Regions from separate parts of the Mus musculus genome. Here regions 1, 2, 3, 4 and 6 are each linked to region 5. A link is a loop called in an ENCODE intact Hi-C map of the cell type or tissue named here. Cell type or tissue: left cerebral cortex. All regions are shown on one strand. Region 1 overlaps Eml4 (echinoderm microtubule associated protein like 4). Region 2 holds the start of Cox7a2l (cytochrome c oxidase subunit 7A2 like). Region 3 overlaps Eml4 (echinoderm microtubule associated protein like 4). Region 4 overlaps Eml4 (echinoderm microtubule associated protein like 4). Region 5 holds the start of Gm24240 (a small nucleolar RNA gene). Region 6 overlaps Mta3 (metastasis associated 3).

Region 1 (5,000 bases), 110 kb before region 5:
CAGAAGCTACACAGTGAGGGCCTGTTTCTCTCTGCTCTTAGAGAGGGGTCAGAGTTGAGTTATGACACTCACCTAGGGTGGCTCATAACCACTTGTAACTTCAGCTCCATGGAGCTGACACTCCTCCAGTCTCCGTGGGCACCCAGTACAGATACATAGATAGATAGATAGATAGATAGATAGATAGATAGATAGATAGATAGATAGATAGATCAAACTGACAATTTCTTACAAATAATGAGGTGAATATTTATGATTTCTAAAAAACATGTGCTGGATCTGGTAGTGCACACCTGTAATCCCAGCACTAGAAATTACAGCAGGAAGAGTGAGTTAAAGACCAGCCTAGGCTATATGTCTCTCCTGTGTATGTATATGAACACACATGCACAAGCCAAAACATGTGAGACTGTAAGAAGAGGTATAAAGTCAAAGTCCTATAATCTTAGGATTTTATACATTTCTGGTGAAAATAACATTTACCTACATAAGTTTCTAATTTGTAACTACAGCAAATAAAACTAGTTTATTCTTTAAAACTATTATGAGAATTCTCCATGTTTATTATCCAACAGAGAACAATTACAGCCAGCATTTCAGCTGTAAGTTACCACCCACAAGTCAACTCTAATCATATCACTTGTTTATATGAAGTAAGAATATTTTTTATGTTTTTAGATAGATGCAAATTATTCAAGGAACAATATTTTATGATCCACGATAATTATATGAAAATTATATTGTTTTGTAAGGACATATATCCATTGTTCTTAATATTTTCTTTTATAAATTTTTACTTCATTTTAGGAGTAGCCGTTTTGCCTGACTGTACACTGTACCTTCAGAGAACAGAAGAGGGCACTGGATCCTAGAACTGGAGTTACAGATGGTCTTGAAACACCGTATGGATGCTGGGAATTGAACCCAGGGCCTCTGGAAGAGCAGATGGTACTCTGCGTTCTCTCTCTAGCCTGTTTAGATATTTTGTTTAGTTGTCTTACAAAAATAGCAAAAAATAAGCTTTAGTTGGTCCTTTGCCCAAGAAGGCGGCCCATTCATGATGCATAGATGAAATTAAATGCAGTGGCAGCAAGGTCAAAGCAACCAGTTTCAAAACTGTCTGTGATGTAATGTGTTTTGTTATGCAGCTAGTCTAGTCATCAGGTAGTTATAAAAATAATTCCTAGCTTAAAAATTATTTGTTTAGAAAGGGATAAACATATGCAAAGTGCTTAGCCCTCTATCTGTACACAGGGCTAAGTAGCCCTAATGCTAGTTAGGTGGTTTTACACTTTTCTTATTACAAGCACTAATCAAATCAAACCAGCTAACACTTCTGTCACCTCATTTATTCCTTTGTTTGTATTGACATTTAAGAGCTTTTTTTTTAGATGCTTAGAAACTCACACTGTTGGCACTGTGTGGTCACCACAGCCCAATCCTCTCTCTCCTTTGACAGCATCTGTCCTCTTTCCCCAGTTCCCCACTCCTCCAACAGCCTTTGGTCATTCTCATCCTTGATACTGTTGTGACTCACTTTCTCCAGTTCCACGTGTAATGTCACCCAGTTCTCTGGCTTAGTCTGTTTAGTCTAACCGCCTCTAGAGCTAAACTACAGAACTCCCCCTTCCTTTAAAGTCAAATGGTACTTTATTATATATGCACATGCCATATTTCAAAATCCATCCGTTAACAGGCACCTCACTGATTTCTGTGCTTCAACTACTGTGAAGAATGCTTTAGTGATTTCAATTCTTTTGAACATATATATCACACATACAACTTGTAACTCAAATCTTTTCTAAAGGTTTCAGTCTTAAGATCAACTTCATAGACTGAGTACTGGTGAGATGGTGGTAGGTGAAGGTGCTTACCACCAAGCCTGGCAGCCTGAGTTCAAGCCTCAGAGCCGGTGGGTGGAAGGAGAACCAGCTCCTGAAACTTGTCCTCTGACTTCCACACATGTGCTGCACACATGCAAATACACACAACTGATAAATATAAAAAGTGTACTGCACTGCCACACTGCTGCTCTGGGCAACACCAGAGACTGTGACTTGTTTCAGTTACCAAGATCATGCCCAGGAGAGCAGAGGAGGCAGGCGGTCCACAGTGCTGAGAAGTCACAGCAGAAATGCTGAGTAAATTATGCTTGTCATATTCCTGTCTTCCCTCTTGGAGATTTTAGTTCTTTATGTACTATTTTTTTCCCACCAAAGATTCAATGAAAGGCATGCCAATGTTATCATATGAGTGTCTGTAAAACAAGCCAAAAAAAAAAAGATTCCTTCAGATACGAATTCAAAATTGTTATGAAATTTAGAGCCAAACAGCTAAACTTGAGGATTACTGTCTCTAGAAAGCAAGTTTATGAGTACAATGACACCTAACTTTCTGAAACTCTCTCTTTAACTACTGCAGGAGGAAAGGAAAGTGGTCACAAGCACCAATGAATAAGAATGTGGTATTTGTTGAATAAATTAAACGTTTCCCAAATTACAAACCAGCATTCAAAGTCAGACACGCAGTATCTATAGCTTACCAGTCACGTGTATTGCATAGGTCAGAAATGATAATCTTTGAGCCTTCCCCATATCCACACATAGATAGCTCTCCCCTAAATTTCAGCAACCTAATTACTTAGAGATTGTTATAGATACTAATACCCTGTTTCGATGAGTCTTTTGAAGCTTGCACAAATGAATTCATATGATACCACCAGAAAACCAACTGCCTCCCTTTGATGCTCCGTCACATATCCACCATCTGGCTGGTAAGTGACAGAACAAGGATTTCTGAAAGCACGATTCCTTCCCTAATTGTCCTCTCTACCAATAGGAAGGCCACTTTCCAACCCTTCACTATGCATGCCCTTGGCAATGTTCTTTCACAAATAAACTCAAAGCAAAGAGGGTGTTCTGAGAGACATCACTTCCACTCTCGCTGAGTAAAAATGGCAGCTGCTCACTGGCTACCTTTCACACAGAAGATCTATCTTCCTACTGTGGCACACGTGGCTACTCCAGAGTGTCTGTCCTGTTACATCTTTCCTCCTTGTAATTAGATCCTAACTGACTTAATCATTCATCATTATCCACAATCCCATTTCCCACTGTCCAAATTACAGACAAGATTTAATGCTAGACTGACTACCTAACTAGTTTTCCAGCACCGCCGGTCTGAGCAGCTCCGAGGTCCCTGTGATCATCTCTGTTCTTTGACTTAAGGAGTGGACAGCTGGCTACAATTTATTCTGTTCACGCCTCTCTGACCACTGACTACTGCCCGCAGCAGCTTCTCATCCTAAATTTTAGCCTTAGTCTTGGAAAACAAATTGCTTTCATGTTTTTAATTGCCCCCACCCTCATCACACTTTATCTTTTCTGTTTGCTCCCGAAACCTTCAACCCACCTATACCCCATAAAAGACAGGCAGGCCTCTTTCCCTTTCTAGCTCTAGTTTTTGCCCCAGGGTCTCTGTTAGATTGCCGAAGACAGATCTGAATTCTCTTGCCACTCCCTGCCAGCCTAAGTGGAATGCATTCAGAGAGGGCGTGGCTAATTAAACTTGCTCATAGAAAAGCATCCATGGTCTAGACTTGTTGTTGACTGCAGTGGACTCTCCACCTGTCCTTTGGATTCACCAATTCTATTATCAAAGTCTGACTTCAGAAAGAGAAGGAGGCATCTCCTTTACGTCGTGTCCATTGCTTGTTAGAGCCTAGTTAGAGGAAGCTAAAATGGCTAACACTCCACACTTTAAATATCCACTATGAATGTCAACAGGTAATGATCATCAATACAAAATTACAGTGAATTAAGTACATATTAAGCATTAGACACTCTTTTTATGTCCTTTAGAAACTTAGGTTCTGAGACTAAATCTCATAGTCTGGGCTAGTCTTGAACTTGCTATGTAATAGAAATGACCTTGAAAGTTCTGCTCTCCTTGCCTCCCCCTCCTGGGGAATACAGTTGTGCAATACCCTGTCCAGTTAATGTGGTGCTGGGGAATCTAACCCAGGCCCTCAAGATGCTACTAGACAAGCACTCTACCAACTAAGCTATACCCCCAGTCCCAAGATAAATGTTTTTATGTAGATTCATTAGAATTCAGACATTCACTTAAATGAATACTGCGGCTCAGAGATATATTTGTCCAATCTTCCAAAGTAGTAAATTCTAGAAACAAGGAACAACCCTCAGATCTCTGATTCCAAAATTATTAGCTAACTATAATAGTCACCTCAACTCCATGAAAATAAAATAAGTTTAAGCACGCTGTGGTAGTACAACCAAATTTAAACAGCTATCAAAGATAAACTTTCATCTGCCAAGAAGTAAATGATGTACCATCTGGTTAATGAAGTACTGGGTTTACAGAGAAAACGGTTATTGAAAAATGATTAACTTTAATAACACCTGGGACGATAAAGACTGGAGAAACACAGTCTCCAACAGCCTGATGCTCCCTTTCCGTCCAGGCTTCCTGTAGTAAATATGCTATGTTGCAATAAAGCTCCTTGAAAAATGAGTCATCTGGAACCAAACATAATCAACAAGATAATGATTAACCAAAAACTGGCACAAATCCTAAGAGAGTAATAAAATTAAAATTCAGTCCTTTGAGAGATCGCTCATGTTTAAATGCTGCTATCTCAAAAATGCAAGACAACTGGGTTTATGTAATATGTTTACATGTTTATATAATGGTTCTGGCATAAGTAATTCAAACATAAGAACTATGTTTGAAAATTTTGTCTTAAATTTTATATTTAACCATGTCACCACAAAATTTAACAATGAAAGGATTTTGTTTTCAGCTCAATAGTTCTGATTCTAGAGAGGCTGAAGCAATGGCTCAGAGGTTAAGAACATTTGCTGTTTTTGCCTAAGAACCTAGATTCAGTTCCTAGCACTCACATGGTGGCGTACCATCATCCCTAACTCCACACTCACATGGTGGCGTACCTTCATCCCTAACTCCACACTCACTTGGTG
Region 2 (5,000 bases), 240 kb before region 5:
CAAGGCAACTCTTATAAGGACAATATTTAATTGGGTCTGGCTTACAGGTTCAGAGGTTTAGTCCATTATCATCAAGGTGGGGGCATGGCAGCATCCAGGCAGGCATGGTGCAGGAGGAGCTTAGAGTTCTACGTCTTCATCTGAAGACTGCTAGTGGAAAACTCACTTTCAGGCAACTAGGATGAGGGTCTTAAAGCCCACATCCACAGTGACACACCTACTCCAACAAGGCCACACCTCCTAATAGTGCCCCTCTCTAGCCCAAGCATAGACACACTGTCACACAAGTTAATTGATCTTCTTGTCTATAGCCAAGTTCTGTTGAGACCCGAAAGGACAAAGCAGCTTAGGTCATGAACTTTACATAAGCTTTATAGTCTCCTGAATGGTTGAGTCTCTGATCGTGAGTAAAGGAGACGGGGTAACGATGGCTACCCCTCCATTGAAGAGGGAATGAGGTTTCACAAAGGGCCATCATCAGGCTTAAATCATTCAGCTGCAGAGAAACTAGAACTCAAACAGAAATTGTGATTTTTTTAAATTTCTTTTCTTTGTGTTACATCATACCATGCCTTTGTAAAGGTATCACCCTGGCTAGACTTATGTCAACTTGACACACAAACTAGTGTTATCTGAAAGGAGGGAACCTCAATTGAGAAAATGCCTTCATAAACTCTGGCTGTAGGGCATTTTCTTAACTAGTGATTGATGTGGGAAGACCCAGCCCATTATGGGTGGTGCCATCCCTGGGCTGTTGGTCTTGTGTTCTATAAGAAAGCAGGCTGAGCAGGCCAGAGAAAGCAAGCCTGTAAGATCTGCCCCTTCATGGCCTCTGCATCAGCTTTGGCCTCCAGGTTCCTGCCCTACTTGACTCCCTGTCTTGACTTCCTTTGGTGATGAACGGCAATGTGGAAGTGTAGGCTGCATAAACCCTTTCCTCCTCAATTTGCTTTTTGGTCATGGTGTTGGTTGCAGCAACTAAGCCTGGGTGGACAGTAAGGTTGGATTACTCATCATTAGAAGCTGCTGGAATCTTTGCTGTTCAGGGTATTTGAGGTGCTGAAGACAAAGGCAGGATGCTAATTCACACCCTTGCTCTAGAGTGCTCAGCCTTGAGTCTTTTCTTCTTATTCTTTAAAGATTTATTTACTTATTATATGTAAGTACACTGTATCTGTCTTCAGATCCTCCAGAAGAGGGTGTCAATCCCATTCTGGACGGTTGTGAGCCACCATGTGGCTGCTGGGATTTGAACTCAGGACCTTTGGAAGAGCAGTCAGTGCTCTTAAAACCGCTGAGCTCTCTCTCCAGCCCTGGATTTATATCTATTTATCTGTACTCTTGAGCCTGGTGCCTGACTCTGCCACTAATTGCTGTCCTCAGCAAGTCGCTCCGTTCTTCTGTGCTGTAAAATAGAGATGGTCATAGTACCAATTCTCGGGTTGTGGGGGTTCAATGCATTTAGAGAAAATACTATGTTAAGCTTGGCATCATCAGCTATTCATTACCAACTTACATTTAAAATATAGTATGCATAAATCTATAATGTGTGTGCAAAAACCTCTGGTTAAATGATAGGACTAAAAACTTGTTCCTGGAGGTTAGGAAGCCGGCACACTCTGTTTATGCAGTATTCGACTCAGAGTGGAAGCTTAAGTCACACTGCATGGTGCGGCAGAGTATAACCATAACCAGGAAGCTGTAACTGCGCATCATTCAAGCAGAAGGTAGAGATTTCACAAGTGTTCCCAGTCACCTCCCCTGCATACGTTTATCTCAAAGAACAGGGCCTAGGAAGAGATGAGCAACCAAATGAATGCTGACAAAATCTCACTCTCAAAAGCGCAAGATGCACACACAGGTGCTTTAAGTTTACGTCTACACAAAGCCTATAGATTCTTCCCTCTTCTTCTCCCCTCTCTCTCTTTCCTTCTCCCCTCTTTCCTTCCCTCTTCTTCCCTCTTTTCTCCCTTCCCTCTCTTTCCTTTCTTCCCTCTCTCCCCTTCCTCTTTCTTTTCTCTCCTCCTTCCCTCTTTTCTTCCCTCTTTCCTCTCTCTCCCTCACCTCTTTTTCCTCTTCCCCTCTACCCCTTCTTTCCTTTCTTCCTCTCACCATCTCCCTCCTTGATCTCTCTTCTCTTTTCTCCCCTTTCCTCTTCTCTCTCCTATCTCCTTCTCTCCCACTCTCTTTCCTTTCCTGTCACTTTTCCCGGCATTGAGACAGGATTTTGCTTACAGGCGATGCACTCACGGCTCCAAAGAGCTGTTCTTGTCATAACTGAGGTGAAATTCCTAACAACCCTTGGTACATTAAGACCCCTCAACAGATACTAATAACCCTGAAATGGGGCGGGACCTGGGCCTGACGAGACCCCACCCACGTCCTGGGCCCGCCCCCGCTCTAGGCCCCGCCCAGAACTCGCTCTGACCGACTGTGTCGCTCTCAGCCGCCCTCTTTGTCCACAGGACGCTTGCGCACCTGTCAAGGCGCCTTGGCACTGCCCACATCCAAGTGAGTGGTACAGAGAAGCCTGAGTTTTCGGGAAGCCTGAACACAGCCTCTTTCCATGTCTTTTAGAGTTTGTTTTCGTTTCTAGGTCTTGAGAAAGCGCGGTTTTTTCCCCCCGACGTTGCGTAGGAGGCTATGTTTTAAGTCAGGCGTTCTCTAGACAGTCCGCATTTTGGATTAAGGTCCTTGCGCTGAGCTTTGGGCGGGCCTAAGGGGAAGCCGGGTCCTTTTCTAGGGCGGTCGCACAGGCAGCGGCGGTGCGAAGCGGGCCTCCGCCAACATGTACTACAAGTTTAGCAGTTTCACGCAGAAGTTGGCTGGAGCTTGGGCTTCGGAAGCCTACACCCCGCAGGTACACTTTTGCCGCGTCGCCTTGGGCCGGAGAACAGCAGCCCGAGGCAGGCAGTTGCGAGGTTCGAGCCGTGAAGGGTTTCTGCCGGCCGACCGGTCCGGCTTGCTGGTGTCCCCTGGTGTCCTTAACCACGCAGGCTTGGAGCGGTCGCCGAGGTTTCTGGGTGTGTGCTGCACCCTAGGCGAGGTTTGCATGGCACTGAACTCAGGTCTGATACCTTGCGGGGGTCAAGGTGACCCCTGGGGTGGTTGCTTGTTTAAGGTGGATTTCCCGTAGAATCTGTGAAGGATTGCAGAAGGTGACATAACTGTGTTTGGGTTTCTGCTCTCTCTGGTTGAGGTGGCCTTTGTGACTTCCTCTTGTTACTGGCCCTGTCACAGCCCAGAAAGCAGCTTTACCCAGCTACCAAATGGAAGACTGGGAGGGCGGATTTGAGAAGCTCGCTCATAAGGCATGGGAATATATATATGTGTATACATACATACATACATACATACTGGGGAAAGCATCGGAAGTGACACCCAACGAGGTTTATGCTTTTGCTAGTTTTAAAGTGGCAGACGGTGACCGTTGACTACTGGGCAATCTGACATTATCCAGGTTCCAGTTAGATCCTATCAATGGCGTTCCCATCTCCAATCTCAGTGTTGTGAAAATGTGGTATTTTAGAGTTCCACTTAATACTGGGTTAGTACTGAATTTAGCAGCCTTAATCTAGTGACCTTGACTGCCCCTTCTAATTCGGGGCAGCATTAACTTGGGTTAAATGTGATGTGTCGAGTGAGCAGATTTTCTGGCAGATGGTTGGTGCTGGATAAATGCTATATATTCTCCTGAACTGAATCACTGCTCAGCATAGTTCGAGAAGCCTTGGTGGGACACGAAGCTGAAAAACCTTGAATAGTAAGTGACCTGTATGGGCTGTAAAAGAGATTGTCATTACTGCCTCTTTTCTACCCCTATGGGACACTCCATCTTAAGGGACAGTGTTTAAGTATGATTTCATTACAAGAGTAGATGTGCTTTCAGGAGAGAGGAGGCCAAGAAGGGTCGTATGGGAGGTTGAGGAGGAAAAGTCTCAAGAGTGTTTAGGTGTTCAGTGTCTAGTGCTGTGTTGTGTCTGGTAGCTGCTGAGGTTTTATGAATGTGGTGCTTAACAGACATGGCTGCTAGTAGGCTCTTTGCTGCTGGAGAGATCATAAAAAGAGAGAGAGAGAGAGACACCATCGTTCTGTTACAGAAATGTGGAAGGAAATGAGGAAAATTCACTCAAAGAACAGTCCAGTGTTAGAGGTGAGCAAGTGTGGTGTCAGTGGAACCCAGTGTAATGAGTTGTAAGGAAAGAACTGCCAGTATGTTGACTGATTTCTTGACAGACGATGTAGGTAAATGGCTGATTGCATTGTATCATCATCTATAGTGTATTTTCAGTGCATAGAGATGGTATGTTACTTTAGGCAAGGTTTGGCATACTTATGCCATGTGACGCACTCCTTTGTTAGTACCCAGACCATAAATTATACCACCTGCAGGAAGGTCTCTCAAACTCGCATTAAAACCCCTGTCTGCCTTCCTGTTTTGACATTTATCAGTTATAAATAGTTCTGCCTGTTTTTGAACCCCTGTAAACCCCACAGAAACTTCACTTTTGAGGTTCCTTCATGTTACAGCGTATGAGTTGTTTCATCAAAAATGTCACAGTTTCTTTTGTGGTGGTTGTAGATGTGCTTTTTATATTTTATTTTATTTTTTATGTATATGAGTGTTTTGTTTGCATGCATGCCTGTGCGCTTCATGCATGCTTAGGCCTGCAGAAGGAGGTTCCAAATCTCCTGGAACTGGAATTACAGACAGTTGTGAGCCACTGTGTGGGTAGAGGGGATTAAACTTGAGTCCTCTCCGAAGAGCAGCCAGTGCTCTTAACCTGCTGCACCGTTTCTCTAGTTTCTATAGATGTTTCTAGTGGAGATGAAGCAAAGGGTAAGCTTTGTTGTTTAGAAGGAGAAAGTAGAAATTTGATTAAGTGACATTGAAGTAAAATTGATACTCAGAGTAGGAATTGCCTAACAAGGCCCTTTACATCATCGACAGGACTTTCAGGATGAGGTGTTTGTGTGCTTGCTTGGTTGGCTTCCTTGAA
Region 3 (5,000 bases), 180 kb before region 5:
CGATGTATCAACAAGGCTCTTACTGAGATTAACTTACTTTTCTATTAGAGCTGTCATTAAGTTTGCAAAATTAGCTGAAATTAACAAGGGTTTGGCATCACTAAAATGTCTTCAGCCGTAGCTGACCGTGAGAGCTGCGGTGCGTCCCTGGTAGAAAGGCGCAATGGACCTACTGCTCCCATCTACTGCCTCCAGCTAAACACAACCCACCTCTTGAGCAACACAGTATGATCAGTGGATGTCTGTCTACACAATTTATCCATCTTTGCTGACTGCACCCAGGTGCCCAGGAGAGAAAGGACATCTAAAAAAATGTGAATTTTCTGAGCACTGCCGAGTCCCTTAAGTCAAGGACAGAGGAAGGAAAAGAGTGTAAACAGTGAGCAGGCATATCGAAGCTCTCCCTTCTTGTACGTGGTCCAAGTAGTAAGTAGTTTTGAAATTACAAAACTAGTCAGACGTGGTGGTGCGTGCTTTAAGTCCCAGCACTTGGGAGGCAGAGGCAGGCAGATCTCTGAGTTCAAGACCAGCCTGGTCTACAGAGCTAGTTTCAAGACAGCCAGGGCTACACAGAAAAATCTTGTTTTGAAACATGCCATACCCCCAATTAACCCCCACCTCCAAAAGGAAAGAAATTGCAAAAACAGCTAGGCATGGTGGCACACACTTTTACTCCCTGCACGCAGGCGGCATAGACTGTGGATCTCTATGCGTTCCAGGTCAGTCAGTTAGGTCCACCAGTCAGACCCTGTCTAACACAAACACCCATTAAACATCAGGTGTGAACACCATGGCTCCCTGTGAAAAATGCACAAAGGAAAATCAAAGTTTTCTGTTCTTAATTCAGCCACCCTGTTACTTAAAGAACTGTCTCATCAGGATAAAACCTCCATCACGTGAGTGGCTCGGTTCCACTCACTGCCTTTCAAGCTGGGATGCTGACACAAAGCCCAGATAGTAACTAAGTTAAAAAAAAATGCTGTGTTTCACATTTAAGCATATTCCAAGTTTCTTTTACAGACTATAAATAAAACATTACAGTTGAAAAATCTTTCTCTTATGAATCCATAATTCTGTCAGTCTAACTTAGGTTAAACATTTGAAATACTTGCTGAGAAAAATTACTGTTTTTGAGTTTAAAGACTTTATGCTGAGGTTTAACTGTGTGGCCAAGCCTACCCAAGTCTAATGGCAAGCTCTTCTGTTCCTCTCATTGCCAAGAGAGAGTCTCCATGACCAGCAGGTTATCTCGCCTGACCAGGGAGGACAGCTGGAAGGCTCTGTCCACTCAAACACAGACACAGACGCAGGCAGACGGTAGCACCAGGCCAGGCTCTTACCACCTAGGCGAAGGCCCGTGCACGTGACGTGCTGAGTGAGCAGGCCAAAAGGCTGGACCTCTGAGTTCTGGAACAGGAGCCTGACAAAGAGTTAGGGTGATAAACATTTGTAAAACGTCTTCTTCCTGTGTGCCTGGCTTGTGCCTTGCTAATGTGTGGGAAGAAGGCCAAGCCCTCCCAGCAGGGTTGGGAAGAGGGGTGCAGGTAGGAAAGGAAAGGAGGGACAGAACTATGGCTCGCTCATTCTCTCCGTTTGTCTTTCCTAACAGCATGACCATGAGTTCTGCTGAGGACCAGCTCAGGAGAGTGAAACTTTATATAGTTTAAATTAGTATGTATGTGTTCTCCCTCTCATATTAAACTTCTGGAGGGAAGAGTTCTATATGGTTACACGTAGATTATATATGCACAACGAATAACTTCCTTAGAAGGCTCTTTCTGGAGCGCTCTCCTGGTTGGTAAGGGATGCAGCGCTGAAGGAGAAGATACCTTTAGGTCCTTTCCCGGGCGGGGGCTCTACCATCGTTTTGCTCCAGATCAGCATGACTCCACCCGAGTCTCCAGTGAGAACATCTCCATTCCCCAAGAATGCCAAACACTGAACGAATTTTGGTTTTTCATATTTCTATAATAAAATGAGAATTTTTAGTTTTCTCTTTGGCATGGTGATTTTATACTTACCCTACAATAAAAGATTAAACACACACACACACACACACACACACACACACACCTACATACACCCACACACAAACAATGATGTTCCAACAGTCTGATCCTTACCCCAAAAATTCCCTGTTTTCTTGTTAGTGAGTTGCCACTCCAGGTCCAGAAAAAAATATGAGATTTACCACATGTTATTATTGTATTTGCATCTGTTGGGTGGAATTCTACAGCCAAAACAACTTCGTTTGTTGTCTGTGGGAAAAAAAAGTGATAGTTTTAAAAGAATGTATATTCTTACTATTACCAAAATCTAATTAGAGTTCATTATAAAGTCAGAAAAAATAGTTTAGGAAGTTTGCTTTTTCTCCTAACACTTATTTTTCCAAAAAAAAAAAAAAAACAACAAAAAAAACCCCAAACAAACCAGAATTTTTAGTAAGATTTAAATTTGATATACTTATGCTATTATAGCAATTCTTTTGCTACTTTTTATAAGACATTTGTTAAGAACTATAGCTTACGTCTTACATATTTGGGAAAGCACACTATGTAAGATGCAAGAGCCATGTGATGTTTAAAAGCTCAAAGCAGCAGAGCTAGAGAGAGACCACATCTCCTTTTAGTCATCCAGCCCGTGCCCGTGCTTAGGAAGGCAGAGGGTGAGCTCTGTCTGCTTCACCTAAGCAGAAGCGCACACAGTGTACTCCTTTAATGGTTACAGGCTTTTCCAACCCTGAATGAGTTCCATTCATGTTGATGTTAAATGCTGTGAAATATAAAATACTCTTTGGAAAAGGATGGAGGGGGAGGAGGGGGAGGGAGAGAATGAATCTCCTGCTGACTGGAATTAGGGTAGTTCCACTCTTTTTTCTTTTAGCTATCGTAAACTACAATGTAATCTGCATTCTGGTGAACCAATCACGTCAACTGATTTCTGTTGAGTTTATATACTCTGGAGAGCAACAGGCTATGTCAGCAAGTAGGCACATGTTAGCAAGTAATGCCAAATAGTTACCCACACAGCAGCACTTCCATCCCGACCTACCAACAACCCACACAGCAGTGCTTCCATCCCAACCTTCAAACACACACATAGTAGAAGGCATTTACCAAGCACTCAAATCTTTATGATGTAGGCAAGGACAGTCTCCTGCTAGAATAACATGCAGGAGGAAAGTGGGGAGAGAAGGCCCAGGTATCTAGCTAGCCCTAGAACCCAGTCCTTCTTAACAAAATGCTCCCCCCCCCCCAACCCCCAAGGCTTTCCTTTCTACCCTGAATAGGAACAAATAAATACTCTGGAGTTAAGTTTTAGTTGCTTTACAATGACCAATTCTGGCAACGGACATCTAGGAGTTTGAGGAATCTGGATGAGAGAAAAGAGGGGAAGAGACAAGCACAAGCCTGTGGTCTTGAATGACTACAGCATCTACACTGACAATCAGGAGACTGTGACACGTTATTCTTCATTTGTGATAGATTGCATTCATATACAATGCCTGGGAAAGCTGAACCAGAGATCAGACAGGAACACTCTCAGTAGAGGGCCTGCAACACATCCTGGAAAGGGGTAAAGAACGGCCAGCGGGGGAACCAGGACTTCCCGGGGTAGACCTAACTACAAAAGAGAAAACACTTCTGTAGTTCATTTGCTTCAACTCCCCTACACATCAGTGCTCTCTAAATTATACAGAACGGATTATTTGTCTTCGCTTATGTTTTTAAGGTGAGATTTTCTGACAGAGAATTTCAAGTACAATCAATTGTACCTTGCTTGCTTTAGAAGTTACAATAACAAAAACCCATTTTTAAGGGAAAAAGTAAAAAACTTGCAATTTATCAAAAATAACCCTAACAAAAGAGACAAGGTGCTGAAGCAAAGTATATCCTTTACTTGTTAATCATGTTTATGCACATGTATGTCTGTGTGCTTGCTCACACCTAAGTGCAGGTGCCCATGGAGGCCTGACTTCCAGAGAGCTGGAGTCACGGGTGGTACATGATGTGTGGGTGCTGGGAGCTGGTCCTCTGCAAGAGCAGGACCAGTTAGTTCTACCTGCTGAACCATCTCTAACCTTGGAAACATAGTCTTCTTTAAGAACTTATAAAAGCCCTTCTGTAGTCTTAACATTTCTGCCCCATGTAAATGCAGCTGCGATGCTAACTTACAATCTTCCTACAAGCCAGGCTGAGCCACACCAGGGTTCTGCAATATTCCACAGCACTCACAAATTCTACAATCCCTTTAAATGTTACAGCATTGTTTATAATCATTATACAGAAACCTTATTATTTTTAAATATGACCTTCAGTTATATCAAGCATGCTCTTAAGGGTAAAGGTTCCCTTTAGACTTATAAAGCTTTAAAGACTGACTGAAAAGCCCGATTCATGAGACAGCAGCAGCTAAGCAGAGCGCTCAGCGTGAGGAGGGACTGCACTCAGTGTTTTCTGAAAAGGTTCCACGCCAGCTTTGAAGGTTTATCTAACTGTACTGTTAAAAGTCACAGAATCTGATAAACTGGAAAAAAACAAAACGAAACAAAAACATTTACTCTTATAACCTGGATAGGCATATATTATAGATCCGAATACCTTTAAAAATACTTTAAAATTCAATATCCAAAGTTTATGTGATTTACCTTTATTTCTGCGATTTTTGATTTTTTCTGCCAGTCCCATACAGTAAGCATGTGCTCATTGGAGTCATCAATAACGCATAAATGAACACCTGAATCCTAAATAAGTAAATTTGAAGGAAAAATGCCATTACTATTTGTTAAACTCGAAAAACAATTGAATGTACTATTTACAAAAACTGTGTTTTTTTAGGAAGAGAAACACACTAACTTTCGTCCTATGTCCAGCTTTGCTCCTGACTGACTCCCACCAGCCAGTGAGCAACAGCCCACCTCTGCGACTCTCTCAGTCCCTTCGCTCTCTTATGCTTCTTTCTTGCTGTTAGAAATATGTAAGGCAATTCTCCAAGCAGGA
Region 4 (5,000 bases), 160 kb before region 5:
CAGGACCTCTGGAAGAGCAGTCGGTGCTCTTAACCACCAAGCCATCTCTCCAACCCTTAGTATCTCTATTAATGACTCAAGTTACCTAGGAAAAACAGTGTGGTAATCCAATATGCAAAATTTAGTAGTTCATATAACTATGAAGAGGAAGATAAATTTCTTGTGGGGTGTCTGTCTGTAACCATTATTTCAGATTAAAAAGCTGCACTTACTGTAGGTGAGAAGTTCAAGTTATTTTTATTATTATCACTCACAGTGTGCCCAGCCTTAGGGTTTGATCTAAGAACAGGGTAAGACCTCCTCCACTATGGTTTTAACAACACATGACGCATGTCATTATTACTTCTGAATCTAAGAGTGGGCCTTAATTTCCTGATGGTTTTTAGCGTAGCTGAACTTTGATGATAAGGAAACCATTACCAGCTGTAAATACCCCCTTCTAGAATCAGCTTTACCCTTGGGGGTAGTGGTAATCTACTCTTAAAGGTGCTGATCTGTGACATAACTTCCTTGGTGGTTTTTAAAAGAACATCAAATTGTTGAATCCATTTTTAAGTTTCTCCTAGAATGTTTGATCTGATCAAAGGTGTCCATGATCAGTGTATTCTGAATAACAAATGACAGATTAGTAGGTACCTCCATTGCTCCTGAAGGGAAGCAGAGCTGAAAGGCCTGAGAACGTCATCCTCTCATGAACTGTTAAGCTGAGAAACCAATTACTTAAGACAACAAAGGAGCTATTGGTGCTCACTGTTTTTTCTGCTATGAAATAAAACTGTCAGTGTATGAAAAGCTTTGTCATCTGAACTGGTACCACACTGAAGACCATATAGAACGTAAGAAGAACATGAACACTTTCTGGCACTGAGAAGAAAGCAATACAATACACGATTAAAGAAAGACTGGCTGGGATCTGAAATCCAGTTTATTTTCTAATAGCTGTGAGACATGGGTTCGCTTTCTTAGCATATAAAATGGTAATACGACTACTTGGAATTATGACTAAATAAGTTAATATAATATGGAACATAATTTGAGGCCCTTGAGAAGGATGTGTAACTTTTATTCTATTGTTCTGATACAGGGCTTAGCTATGTCTATGTAATCCAAGATACTCTCAAACTTGAGTGCTGGGCCTACATGCATGTGCCACTGTGTGTGGCAAACAGTAACCATGTAAAACACAGTTTAGCAATTTGCTTATGTTTAATATTCCATTTTCTCTGCATAAACTTTTAAAGTGGCCACCCACAGGATAGCAGGTATGCCAGCATTCTGATGATTCTACCATGTATACTTTAAAAGCACGGGCCATGAACTCAGGCATCCGTGTGGTCAAAAAATGAAAACGAGACAAGTGGGAGGTGACAGGCTGACGGGTGTGACGCAGAGGCACAGTTCAGGGAGCAGTACAACTAAGTTCATTTTTCCAGAGAAATAGCAAAACAATAATTTACTGTGAACTCTCCCAACTGTAAATGCTTACGTCTTTGAAAGTGTGAGAGGGAGAGAATGGGAGAGTGACTCAGTGCATGAATGAAAATGACAAGCCCCTGCCTGGCCAACAGTCAGCTTTAGCAGACAGTCCTGTGCACGGGAATCGACAATGTGAAGATGAAGCTCCTTTCTCTCTAGCAACTGGCGTTCTTGCTGCTGGTGTTTTCTTGACTCTTGGGTTTGTCTGCTCCTTTTCTTTTCTTTTCTTTTCTTTTCTTTTCTCTTCTTCTCTCTTCTCCTCTCTTCCTCCTCTCCTCTCTTCTCCTCTCCTCTCCTCTCCTTTTTCCTTTCCTTTCCTTTCTTTTCTCTTCTTTTCTTTCAAGAGAGGGTCTCACTATGTAGCTCTGGTTATCCCAGAACTCACTATGCAGACCAGACTGGCTTTGAACTCACAGAGATCTCTGCCAGGCTCTGCCCTCCAAGTGCTGAGATTAAAGGTGTGTGTGTACCAGCAAGCTGGGCTCTGTGGCTTCCTGATCTTGGGTCACTGCTTGCTTTACTTAAGCAGCACTTTCTGCTCCCATCACTGTGAACTCACAGGGAAGACAAGCTGACAAGTATGAGTCAAGGGACTTGTCTAAGTAGGGTTTGAGATCAGTGACAATAATAACAAAAGTGTTGTGGTCTAGAAAATGTAATTAATGAACACTTACCCTCATGCTGGTAAACAGAGCAGGTGATCAGTGCTCAGCAGAGAAGGTGTTCACTGAGTGTAACTAGTATATATTATACCGCCACAGCTAACATGTCTAGGATCCAGAGCGGACAGAATACAAACTTTGATGTGGACCTAGGTTTGAACCTCAGCTTTAGTCCTCCCTAGTGTTCATGCTTAAAAAAAAAATGTATTGATAATTGAGTCTGATCAGTGACAAAGTCATTTAACTACAAAGGCAATTATGTGGGATACTGTTGATTAAGATTATTCATTTTTTGACTCTTGCAGACTAGGAATTGAAAAAAAGAAAAAAACCTTAAGAGTTCATCTAGTCCAGCTCCTACTGTTCAGAAAAGGAAATATGGTTTAACCAATTTCAATAAATTTTAAGTCTACATTCCAGAACTTTGTTATTTAGAACTTTAATCCCAGCACTGCACTCAGGAGGCAGAGATAGGTGAAACTCTTAGAGTTCAAGGCTAGCCTGGTCTATATAAAAAGTTTCAGGCAAGCTAGAGAACTACATAGTGAGACCTTGTTTTAAAAATAAACCTACCCAGAAAACAAAGGTTCTATATCTGCATCTTCCAAAACCAGTCACTGATCCATTAAATGGCATGAATAAGAGATACTGGAAGTGTAAAATATACAGAATTGATTTTTTTCACAGCTTGATTTATTCCTAGACTTAAAGAGATTTAAAAACAGAAAAAGGCCTTTTTAGAAACAGTAGACTGCGTACGTTTAGACTGCAGTCACTCGTGTTATGGGTGCTACTGCTGAAGACCTCTGAATTTCTAGTGTGCTGACAGCTTCAGCATCTTCTCCCACAGATGTCTACTTTAAGAACCCTGAACATGTGCTGGAGAGATGGCTCAGCGGTTAAGAGCACTCACTGGCTGTTCTTCCAGAGGACCTGAGTTCAATTCCCAGCATCCACATGACAGCTCACAACTGTCTCTAACTCCAAGATCTGACATCTTTATACAGACATACATGTATGAAACAGGCAAAAACATCAATGCATATAAATAGAATAAAAATAAACGATTCAGATCCCTGAGCATGGTGGTGGATGCCTGTAACCCCACATTTTGGAGGCTGAAACAAGAGGACAGGAGTTATTGGCCATCTGGTAGCACACTAACCTTAAGACCAGAAAGGCAGGGCAGTGGTGGCACACGCCTTTAATCCCAGCACTTGGGAGGCAGAGGCAGAGGCAGATGGATTTCTGAGTTCGAGGCCAGCCTGGTCTACAAAGTGAGTTCCAGGACAGCCAGGACTACACAGAGAAACCATGTCTTGAAAAACCAAACCAAACCAAACCAAAACAAAAAGACCAGAAAGGTTATCTAAGATATCATTTCAAAAAAAATTTTTTTTCTAGTTTACAATTTTTAGAACTAATAGTTTCTTCTAAATTAGAGTCTCAAACATAAGCAAAATACAGAAAAGCGTGATGACACTAAACTGCTACAAACCCAGGGATCTACTCATTTTCAGCTGTTTCTTTAATGGCAATTCTGTCTATAAACCATGCAGCTAAAACCCAAAGAGATGCTGGAGAAAGGAACTCTGGTTTTATAGTAGAAACTGACAAAGATCCTTTTTGGAAGACTTCCTAGAACCAGCTAATGACCCAAGTGTCTACCTGTGAACCATGTGTGTACAGAAGTCCTGGGAGATCAGAAGAGGGCACTGGATCCCTGGTAACTGGAGCTCTAGGTGGTCATAACTTGCCATATGTGACAGGAACCAAACCCAGGTCCTCTGTAAGAACAACAGGTGCTCTTAACCACCAAGCCATCTCTCTGACCAGTAGTATGAAAGTAATGATATTTTAGAATTCAACAAACCAGGTTGGCTGTGTTGGCATATAGCTTTAATTCCAAAATTCAGGAGGCAGAGGCAGCTTGGTCTACAACGAATTCCAGGCCAACCAGTTTAGACCTTGTCTTTGAAAAACATAAAGAAGAGAAAAAGTTCAACAAAATAATGTTATATATAAGAAAATTAAAAAATGTGTGTGTGTGTGTGCGCGCGCACGCGTGTGTATGAATGTGTGTATGTGTAGGCGTAAGCGGTGGTGAATGACTTAAATCCCAACAGTCTAATCTAAAAAAAAGTCCTAGGTATAGCGCCTACCAAATGTGATGTACTTAATACCAACTAGGATAAAACCTGGGTTTGAAAATTTGACTAGTATTAAAATGCTATTTTTTTCACCTTCTTTGTTCTATTAGCAAAATTTCCTAAAGTCTTAGTGTGTGTGATATATACACATAATGATAATACAAAAACCATGGTCCTAGCAATTTAGGAACTTACCTCAGAAATAGATACACAGATATATAAGAAATTTGGATGTTAATTAAAAAAATAAGCCAACTTACAATTAATCAATTTTGAACTTCTTTCTTTCTTTCTTTTTTTTTTTTTTAAACAACTCTGTCAAAATTCCTTGAAAACATCACACACAGGAGGTTACTTATGTGTTTGGACTTTTACAGCCCCCCTCCCCAAGGGCTTTCCTTCTGAACGGTCAGGTAACAGCATAGCTACACAGTGAGCCCCTGCTGCCCAGAGGAGGGGAAGGAGGAGGGGATGCAGCGGTAAAGCCTGCATCTCTCCAACCCTGCTTTCCTAACTAACTGGGCAGGAGAAGAGACACAAGGTTCCGGGGACTACAGAAACCTGGGTGCACATGAAACTGATTCAGCAGGACTAATAAACAGGTTTTAATTTTCATGCTTTGTGCTTTGCTTTGAGGGTTTGTGAAATTGGGTTTCATTCTTAAGCAAGGCTGTCCTGAACTCCTGCCATAGACCTGCCTCAGCCTCTCAAC
Region 5 (5,000 bases):
AGACAGTGACCTCCAGTAGCTACTTCCTCCTCCAGTGTTCATAAGGGGGTGGGTTCTGTCAGTCCTGTTCCCCACCCCCCCCCCCCCGGGATCAGTGGGCATAGACACCCCAACAGGGGATAGTAGGGACTGACAGGAAATGTAGGGGTGGGGATGGAAGGAGAGAGTTCCGAGGAATGCACAAGCCCAGTGGGCTGGAGTTGGGGCCAGTGGGTGCCTGGCATCTGAGGGCTACTTAGTCGGATGGTTACTTTTATCATTTTATGGAAAGAACATCACCGCTGTGACCTCTTAGGGGTTCAAGCGGAATAATTCAAGGTTCCAAGGTTCTGGGACCTGGGCCGTGTGTGGACTCTGGGCTGGGGAGGAGTTAAGGCGTGGTCTCAGTCAAAGGCGTGGTCTCTCCCAGTCAGAGCAGGAGAGTAAAGTGAACCCCCCTGGGGTGCTGAGGGGGGTGGGTGTGAGAGGGAATGGAGACCTGGCAGAAGGAACGGCAGAGACAGAGGGCCCTCTGAGTTGTACGGATTTCCCTAGAGCCTCCTTCCCTCCTGTCCCTCAACCCCGGAGGTCTTGACTCTTGATCCGCACGGATACAACAGACCCAGTTCAGAGGAAGGGATAGGGCAACGGGGGAGCACTGGAGGGTGGGGGTGCAGAAGGGCAAGCAGCCCTGCAACCATTAACGTTTTCACATTCCTGGCTCCTCACCGAGAGCAGTTGGCTAGGCTGGTCCCTGTGAATAGGTCCTTGCTGGCCCAAGTTCTTGCTGTAAAGCTGGGCTTTTGTGAACCCAAGGGAACTGATGGCGGCGGCGGTTTGCAGTGAGAAGAGTGGTAAGATCCGAGTTGCTTGGGTAAAATGTGCGGAGCAACGGTCTCCAGGCAAGCAGAGGCATCCTCCTTTCTGGACCCGCTAGTGAAGGGCACCTGTGGCGGTGGACAGGGTGAGCAGAGGTCACAGGCTTGGCTCTGAGACAGACAGGTGAGAGGTGGACTGATGATGGAGACTGTGGTCAGAGGGGCTAGGAGGATACTGGGGATCCGAGGTCCTATAGGTCAGGAGGGTGTTCCTCAGACTCCAATTCTGGGGTATCTGGCTTAACTGAGCACTCCTCAAACTGGGAAGAGGAAGGCAGAAGGGGAAAGGTCTGGGGATCCCTTTAAAGCCCGGGATGCTATAGAGATGCTGTCCCTTAAGCTTTATGTCTCTTCCCAGGCTGGAAGTGTCCAGAGCACTTCTCACAGGTCCCCGGCACATACCAGGTATCAAATAAAAGTCAGCTGGAAGGGACGATCAGGGTCAGAGGCCCACTGTGAGCAGGTGGGGCCAGCTGGTTGCCGCAAAGGCTGACTTCTGTCACCTTGCCTTGCGGACAGACGGCTCAGTGGCTTCTGTCAGTGGGACTGTGAAATCCACTTCCTGAGCCAGCCTTTCTACTTCTCATTTTCTCTGGGTCCTTTTGTCTTCTGTGTCTCCCATAGAGACCGTCTGTCTATCTATCTATCGATCTATCTATCTATCTATCTATCTATCTATCTATCTATCTATCGTGTGTGTGTGTGTGTGTGTGTGTGTGTGTGTATGTGTGTGCTCACACACACTTATGTGAGTAATCGAGCAATGCATGGGTGTGTGCTGTACCTGTATGTGGTGTGTGCACATGGAGGCCAGAGGTTGCTGTCAGGTGTGTCTTTATTTTTCACTTTCCACCTTATTTTTTTTTAAAAGATTTACTTATTTTTATTTTATGTATATGAGTGTTTTGCCTGTATGTATGTATGTGTGTGTGTATATATATATATATATATATATATGTGTGTGTGTGTGTGTGTATACACATATGTGTGTGTATGTGTGTATATGTGTTATGTGTATGTATGTGTGTGTGTATATGTATGTATATGTGTGTGTGTATGTATGTATGTATGTGTGTATGTATGTATGATATGCATGCCTGGTACCCTCAAAGGGCTCTGAAGACGGTAATGGAACCCCTGAAGCTGGAGTTACAAACCATTGTGAACTTCCATGTGGGTGACAGGAACCAAGTCTGGATCATCTTTAAGAGCAGTAACTGGGAGTTTACCCGTCGAGCCTTGGCTTCAGCCCCTCCGCCTTAGTTTTTGAGACTGGGTCTCACTAAATCCAGACTGTGCCACTTTGGCAACACTGGCTGCCCAGAGAGCACCAGGGGGTCGGCTTGTCTCAGCACTGAATTATACAAGTGTGTTCCATGCCTAGCCTTTCACTTGGCTGTTGTGTATTTGTTTACGTGGCACACTTTATTGATTTAAACCATATCCCCAGCCACTGCATTTTTCTACCTTTAATTTGTGAGGGATTATGTTGGGAAAGATGATACAGTGGCAAACAATGCTTATACCTGAGATAGATGACACCCCCCACGCCCCCAGCCCCTGTAAGGTCTGAGGATCATTCTCTAAAGCCTAGCAAGGTCTGTGATGCGGCTTTGTTGGAAGAGGGTAGCATTTTCCTTGCTAGGTGTGATTTTGTGGCGCCACCTGCTGGCAATGGACAGATATAATCACACTGAGTTTTGCATGACTGTTCACACAGAGAAACCAAATATTGGGGCTGAAGTGATGGCTCAGTGGTTAAGAGCACTGGCTGTTCTTCCAAAGGACTCAGAACCCACACAGCAGCTCATTAGATGTCTGTAACTCCAGTTCCTGGAGGGATCAAGACTCTCATCTAACTTCATGGACACTAAACCTATATGGGGAGTGTATATATGTATATATTCTGTGTGTATGTGTTGCCTGTATGAATATATATATTCATGCAACACACATACACACAGAATATAGATAAATAAATCTTAAAAATAAATCAATTATTAAAGCATATATATGTGTGTGTATATATATATACATACATATATATGTATGTATATATACATACATATATATGTATATATATATACATACACATATATATATGGCTTGGAAATTCCACTGTGGCAGAGCACTAGCTTAGCTTGCCTGAGCTCAGCATTTTTGGCTTTAGCCACTGGCTGGCACACCAAAGAAGCAAGCAAGCAAATAGTAACGTGCAGAATGGGACTCAGTGAGACACACACGTGCCAGACTTCTTTGCTGACCAAATTGCATCCTCGGCTCTTGGGGGAGTCCTTTATTTTTATTTCTAAAATAAGTTTTTAAAGGTTTTTTTATTTTATTTTATGCGTTTGTCTGCATGTATGTCTACACTCCAGGTACTTACTCAGTGCCCAAGGAGGTAAGGCTTTTCGATCCATTAGAACTGGAATTACGGATGGTTGGGAATGACCGCATGGATGCTGGGGCTTAAACCTAGTTCCTCTGCAAGAGCAACTTGTGCTCTTGACAACGGATCCTTCTTTCCAGCCTCTAGGGAATCTTTTAAAACTCAAATCTAATCAAGTGTCTTTTCTATGCTTAAATACCTTCAGTGGCCTTTAACCTCTGTTTAACTCTAATCCAAATGCCTTAGTAAAAACCCAAGTCCCATAAAGATCTGCAGGCTCAAGACCTCGGGTCAGACTCAATGTTGGCTATGCATTGAAGTCTTCTAGAAATATTTTTTAAACAGCCATCAATGGTTCATCCCTGCTTCCTTTTCTTGTGTGAGCGTCTGTAGTGTGCACTAAGCGGGTGTTCTGTCAGGGAGCCTCATCCCCAGTGCCTGCTCATTTGGAGACAGTCTCCCTATGCAGCCCAGGTTAGACTCAAGTTCGAAGTCCGTCTGCCCCAGTCTCCTAATTGTTAGGATTAAAAGTGTGTGTCACTTAAAAAAAAAAATTAAATGCATTTTATTTTTAGACAACCTACATGACATTTTTCTTAAGAAAAGAAAAACAAAACCCTCAAAACAAACAACTCCCCACCAAAACAGTGCCTCCCCTCTAAATAAATAACAATCAAAATAAAAGCTCAGGATGACGTCAGTCCCATCTGTCTGTCCCAAGTCCTGGTGTTGTATGGATGGTAAGCAGCCGCCAGTTGCCAGTTACGGTGTTAGGCGATATAACCAAGTGGTGACTGCAAAGCAAGGAGAGTGAGGTCCCGAGCAGATCAGCTTGAGTGTGGAACTCCCCTCGCATGGAGATGTGCTCCCCAATTCAACCTGGGCACAAAGACACAAAGACAGGCACAGGGAGAGTTTCCTTTTGCAACCTAGTGCAACCCCGAAGTGTTACTTTAAAATCTTATAGTGCAGTTGAACTGGGATGCGCTGCGATACTGACATATTTGACAAGCTCCTGTGTAGATTTTATATCTATTTGTTTTGGTTGTTCAAGATAGAATTTCTCCATGGTAAGCCTGGCTGCCTTGGAACTTTCTCTGTAGACCAGGCTGGCCTTGGGCTCAGAGGTCTGCCTGCCTCTTGAATGAAGTGCTGGGACCAAAGGTGTGTGCTACCACTGCCAGGCTATTCTGGGTAGATTTTAAAAGATGGAGGAGTTGAGAACCTCTGCATTGAATCTGGCTGATCATCCCTTCCTCACCAGATACCAACCTGCCTGAGCTCTTCCAGCCTCAGGACTTTGCAGATGCTGTCCCTTCTGCCTGGAAGGCATTTTCCCTTGCTTGCCTTGTGTCTCCTCCTCCCCCTGCCCCAGACTCAGTTTAAATGTCTCCTGTTCACAGAGGCCTCTCCTAAGCACTCAATGTAAGATGTTTTCTCTTGTCACTATCAATTGTTAATTTTAAAAAAATCTTTCTTAATTCTATCGCCATTAAAAGTTTTGGATTTATTTGTTTCTTAAAATTATTGTATTTCACAATAGATGATAGCCAGAAGAAGAAAAGTTTGTGTGTGTGTGTGTGTGTGTGTGTGTGTGTGTGTGTGTGTGAGACACCATTTACAATGATAGCCTGTGATAGGAAGAGTTCTAAGAATAGAAAAGGGGGCACATTTACAAGTTAACAACTTAGTTTGTTCTCATTTTATGGATGCTGGCAGAAGACAAAAGACTCTGAGGCCAGAGAGAAACTTTA
Region 6 (5,000 bases), 460 kb before region 5:
GTTCAGTTGTCACAATACTTATTGAGGGCCCAGGACCACAGAAGGCATCTTATCAAACACAATTCCCACAATTCTTTTTTGATTGTATGAGGACATGTCATATTCCCTAATTTCAAATTCTAAAGCTCTGAATTGAAAACAAGCCTGGAAAACTGAGTTTAAACATCTCACTTAGGAGCAGGCAAGTTGACTCAGCCGGGAAAGGCGCATGCCATGAAGCTGGGTGGCCAGAGTTCCAATCCCTGGGCCCCACATAATGGAAGTTGTTCTCTGACCTCTGTATATGCGCAGAGGTGGAGACAAAGGCACACACACACACACACACACACACACACAGTATCTATCAGACAATACAATAAAAGAAAGTTAAAGTCTCACTAAGCTCAAACAAAGAAGCAGCAATTGTAGCTTCCGTGAATGTTCTTTCTATCGATGTATGCACAGAGACACAGTTCTAAAGGCGCCGCCTACTTGCAAGTCCAATACCATCTCCCCGGCGGGGATCGATAAAGTTATTGCTGCATTGGCACTATTAGCACAGCAAATATCACATACAAAATTATGCTCCCTGCCTAATTGGAATTTGATAAATTGTTGCTATAAAAGACATGGCTAACTGAATTCTAATGGTGCCTTACAGAGCAAAAGGCGTCATTACATATCAGAATAACAACAGCAAACCTCACTTTTGGGGGTGGGGGAAACGGGGTTGGTTCTGTTGTTTTAGCTTTAAAATTTGTAGCCCTGGCTGGCCTGGAACTCTCTATGTAGACCGGGCTGGCCTTGACTCACTGAGATCTGCCTACCTCTCCCTCAAAAGTGTTAGGACCAAAACTGTGTGCCACTACTCCCAGCTTTTTTTTTTTTTTTTTTTCTTTTTAAATTGTGTATATGAAGGCCTAGAAAAACGGTTCAGTGGTCAAAAGCCCTGGCTGCTCTTCAAGAAGACCCGGGTTTGATTCTCAGCACCCACATAGTGATTCATAGCCATCTGTAATATCATTTCCAGGAGGTCCAATTCCCTCTTCTGGTGTCCACAGGCATGCACAGACACCCACATATATAAAAATAATTTTAATAAAAAAATAAATTATGAGTGCGTGTGTGTATGTGTGTGTGCTTGTGTGTGCATCACATACATACAAAACTTAGTTTTTAGAAAAGAATCCTTAAAATGTTGGGGCTTTTCCCTCCCCACCCCAACTCTTCTTCCTTCTTTTCTCTTCTATCTCCTCCTTTTCCTCTTCTTCCTCCTCCTCTTCTGAGACAGGGTCTCATGTACCCCAGGCTAGCTCTGAGCTATCTACCTAGCTGAGGATGGACTAACATTTCTGATCCTCCTGCCCTGTCTTCTGAATGCTGGACTTGCAGGCTCCAGCAGCCACCCTCTTTCCATGGTGCTAAGGTTCACCAGCAGGGCTCTATGCGTGCTGGGGGTGCATACCTGCTGGGGATACACACTGAGCCGCCTCCCCAGACCCTGGAATATTTTCTAGGCCAAATTTGAATGCATTTTTCTGAGAGAACACCTGCCCAGCAGTTCTCTTGCTCTGTAACCTAAAGACTTACTCACACTTTTAAGCCCCATTGAAGACCTCAAGCTTTTATTAATGGACATTATGCCTATCAAGATTTACTGTAAAAAAGAGCAGAATTTCTTTAAAGACTTATTTCTTTTTCTTTCTTCTTTCCATTAACTTATTTATTCATTTTACATCCCTATCACGGTTCCACCGGTCCTGCCAGTGCCCCCTCAAATGGCCCCTCCCTCTTCACCGCTGAGAAGGGGGAGGTCCCTCCCAGGAACCAACCCACCCGGGCAATCTCAAGTCACTGCAGGACTAGGCACATCCACACCCACTGAGGTCAGACAAGACAGCCCAGTTAGGGGAGCAGGATCTACAGGCAGGCAACAGAGTCAGGGGTCCAGTTGCTCCAATTGTTGGGGGACCCACATGAAGACCAAGTTGCACTTCTGCTACATCTGTGTGGGGGGCATAGGTCCAGCCCATGAATGCTCTTCTGTTGGTGGCTCAGTTTCTGGGGGCCTCCAAGGGTCCTAAAGACTTAATAATTATGTATCCAGGAGAATGTGCTCTCAATGCAGGTGCCCACGAGTACAGTGCCTACAACGGCCAGGAGAGGGCGCTGGATCCCTGCGGCTTGAGTTACAGGTCTCTGTGTCCCAATGTGGAAACTGAACTCAGGTCCCCTGCAAGAGCAGTGAACTAAATGCCGAAGTTACTTCTTTAAACTTAAAACAAAAAAAGGAATATGTAGGGTGGGGATGTGCACCTGAGTGCAGGTATCCCTGAAAATGAGCCAGGTCCCCCAGAGGAGAATTACAGATGCTAACAAGCTGCCAAATCCGGTCCTTAATAACAGCAGTGTGTGTTCTTAACCTCGGAGCCTACATTCCAGAATTCATTCAATCCAGAATTTATTTTTGTTTTTTGTTTTTGTTTTTGTTTTTTAATTTCTTGTTTTGTTTTATTTTTGTTTTTGGAGACAGGGTCTCTGTGTAACCCTGGCTGTCCTGGAACTCACTCTGCAATCTAGGCTACCTCGAATACAGAGATCTGCTTGCTTCTGCCTTACAAGTGCTGGGATAAAAGGCATGTGCCACTACATAGAGCCGAAAAATTTTAAGCAAACTACAAGCACACATTCTATCAGCAGGGAAACTGTCACCCTCAAGTGCCATCCGGTCTCTGCAGAACTCCCGGCCTGATGAGCAGCTGGTGCCGGCAAGGTTAGTGTGGTTTTGAACGTTACTCTGACCTCACAGAAGGGAGTGGAAATGAGCAGTCCACGCACAGGAAGTCAGCGGGAAGAGAAGGCCGTCTGAAATGGTCCTTTCACACAGTGAGCTGCCATGACTCATCAGTTCTACAGCGAGTCAGGATCCCATCAGAAATAAGCTACTTCTGCTTTACATTTATTCAAAGAACACTGCATCTGGCAAAGGCTGCCCAGTCTTATAATAAATCAAAATCCATCTGGGATTCTGTAGCCTTAGCGTGCCACCATGCAACTTTCCGCTCGCTGTAAACTGTGAAACTTCAGAAGCGAAAATAAAAGAGCCACAAGTGTCTTAGCTAGGGGTTCGATTGCTGGGACAGAACACCACGGCCAAAGCAACTCGGGAAGGAAAGGGTACCCCAGCTTACTAGGCTCGGTCACACCCACCACTAAAAGAAGTCAGGACAGGAATGCAGAGGGACCTGGAGCAGGAGCTGATGCAGAGGCCATGGAGGGTGCTGCTTACTGCCTTGCTTTCAGGATTTGCTCAGCCTGATTTCTTATAGAACCCAGGACCTCCTGCCTACAGAGGGCTGGGACCTCCCACATCAATTATTAATCAAGAAAATGCCACAAAGGCCAATCATTTTCCCAATTGTGGTTCCCTCGTCTCAGGTAACTCTAGGTGTCAAGATGACAACAGACAACCAGCACAAGAAGTAGCCTTCCTCTCCAGCTCACTCCCAGCCCCGTCCTCCCAGAGCATCCTCCTCCTGAACTCACTCCCAGCATGGTCCTAGGGCTTCCTCCTCTCAGCTAACCACCAGCACTGCTCTCGCAAAACATTACCGTCCTGAATTTACCAGCACTGTCTTCCCTAAGCACAGTCGAGCATTTCTTCCCATAATAAACTACGTAAAAAGGATCCACATGCCTGTAATCCCACCACTCTAGAGACCTAGGCAGGAAAGACTTACGTGAGTTCAAAAACAGCCATAGTGAATTCCAGAGTAGTCAGGACTACAATTTCCAGTACCCAAATTTAGACCCAAATCCACAAAGTTGTCCTGACCACCACGTAAGCAACATGGTACACACATACAAATAAATAGATATTAAAATTTTAAAATAGGGTCGGGGGTACTGAAGTGGGGGAGTAAGAAGGGTGATACAGAAGGAGAGAGGAGGGGACATAAACACTAAGGACATTTGAAAGATATTCTTTTGTAAGCTTACTTAATAATACCTACATCATGTGTATGTGTCCCTATCCGTGTGTGTGTGTGTGTGTGTGTGTGTGTGTCCATGTATTTATGTTGCATATACATCTATACTTTTATTGTTACAGGGTGATAATATTCTCCCAGGAGCCATAGACTAATAAAAATCCCAGTGACAGACATGGGACACCTCACGGAAGTAGTTAGTCAAGGAATCTAAGAGAACAATACAATACACACAGATAATTGCTATTGCCCTTGGTTGCTTCCCAGATCTTGGAAGTAATACCCTACGCTGAAAACACCACACACTTTGGTGATAGGACTTGGGAGAAATCAAGTTGGCGTGACCTTTAAAGACCTTCTTCCGTGGGGGCTGGCTCTCATAATATTATTAGATGCCATACAAACTGCTAAGGAGAAAAGCAAGAAATAGCCCTACTCAGCTGTAAAGACTTCCTCCACCCACAACAATGACTGACCATACCAGACGGCCCCAACAGCAGCCAACAACTATGTCATTGAACTTAAGGCCTGCTCAGAATGAGAGAACCTATGCCTGCTACTGTAAACCTAGCCAAGAAGCTGCAGCTGGAGAGGTCAGACCCTAGAGGAGAGCCTACTACAGCCATTTCTCTAAAACACTACAGCTTCGGACTGACTACATTACAAATACTTCTCTTCACCCCATCAAGCGCCTCTCATCCCTCACTGGAGTTTCACTGTGCAGCCCACCGAAGGTATCACATACATCCACAACTGGCCAAACCCAGAGGAAAATATGACTCGGTACCAGTAGCAACTGGGACATCAACAGAGCCATCCCCACACCCACAGCTCAGGGGACACTGCAGAGGAGGGAGAAAGAACCCTGTGAGTGCTAGATACCAGGACAACTGCTGCCAGACAGGTCTTCCTGGCGTGACAGGATGCTGGACCACATCCTCCCAATGATATGGCTGCCTGCACAAGACCACTCTGGGCAACACCGCAATGTGGATGGGAAATTTTTGTTGCTTTTGCTTTTCTGAGACATTG

The links. Hi-C counts contacts between places; a loop is a spot of excess contacts. Peaks named below come from ENCODE experiments on the same cell type or tissue, not always from the same donor. Only the 100,000 strongest peaks of a DNase experiment are listed, where the experiment ranks them.
Region 1: a loop joins it to region 5, with 2.1 times the contacts of the local background. A loop is called at or near these places in 3 of 42 quality-filtered maps.
Region 2: a loop joins it to region 5, with 3 times the contacts of the local background. A loop is called at or near these places in 19 of 42 quality-filtered maps.
Region 3: it touches region 5 in a loop (4-fold over the local background); 14 of 42 quality-filtered maps call a loop at or near these places.
Region 4: it touches region 5 in a loop (3-fold over the local background); 10 of 42 quality-filtered maps call a loop at or near these places.
Region 6: a loop joins it to region 5, with 2.2 times the contacts of the local background. A loop is called at or near these places in 17 of 42 quality-filtered maps.

Annotation. Positions count from the first base shown.
Region 1 is chr17:83,376,501-83,381,500 of GRCm38, reverse strand. The region is part of intron 1 of Eml4 (echinoderm microtubule associated protein like 4); the gene reads right to left. Among named protein-coding and RNA genes, the nearest start is that of Eml4, 28 kb to the right of the region's middle. In left cerebral cortex, no CTCF peak of the experiment used is centred here; a DNase peak (open chromatin) is centred at 2,063.
Region 2 is chr17:83,512,064-83,517,063 of GRCm38, reverse strand. Cox7a2l (cytochrome c oxidase subunit 7A2 like) reads left to right here and starts at 2,731. Exons shown (of 3, transcript NM_009187.3): 1 at 2,731-2,860. The coding sequence starts at 2,789. In left cerebral cortex, a CTCF peak has its summit at 2,457; DNase peaks (open chromatin) are centred at 2,485, 2,685, 3,447, 3,622 and 1 more place; H3K4me3 peaks cover 2,965 bases; H3K27ac peaks cover 2,234 bases.
Region 3 is chr17:83,447,904-83,452,903 of GRCm38, reverse strand. It overlaps Eml4 (echinoderm microtubule associated protein like 4), which reads right to left. Exons shown (of 23, transcript NM_001379374.1): 11 at 4,649-4,744; 12 at 2,124-2,258; 13 at 1,830-1,965. Among named protein-coding and RNA genes, the nearest start is that of Gm46594, 23 kb to the left of the region's middle. In left cerebral cortex, no CTCF peak of the experiment used is centred here; DNase peaks (open chromatin) are centred at 907 and 3,031.
Region 4 is chr17:83,432,728-83,437,727 of GRCm38, reverse strand. All of the region lies in intron 6 of Eml4 (echinoderm microtubule associated protein like 4), which reads right to left. Among named protein-coding and RNA genes, the nearest start is that of Gm46594, 38 kb to the left of the region's middle. In left cerebral cortex, no CTCF peak of the experiment used is centred here; a DNase peak (open chromatin) is centred at 3,012.
Region 5 is chr17:83,269,210-83,274,209 of GRCm38, reverse strand. It overlaps Gm24240 (a small nucleolar RNA gene), which reads right to left and starts at 4,239; the gene lies at 4,105-4,239. In left cerebral cortex, a CTCF peak has its summit at 2,531 (motif pointing left); a DNase peak (open chromatin) is centred at 2,514.
Region 6 is chr17:83,730,152-83,735,151 of GRCm38, reverse strand. The region is part of intron 3 of Mta3 (metastasis associated 3); the gene reads right to left. Among named protein-coding and RNA genes, the nearest start is that of Mta3, 26 kb to the right of the region's middle. In left cerebral cortex, a CTCF peak has its summit at 2,138 (motif pointing right); DNase peaks (open chromatin) are centred at 2,145 and 2,900; H3K27ac peaks cover 352 bases.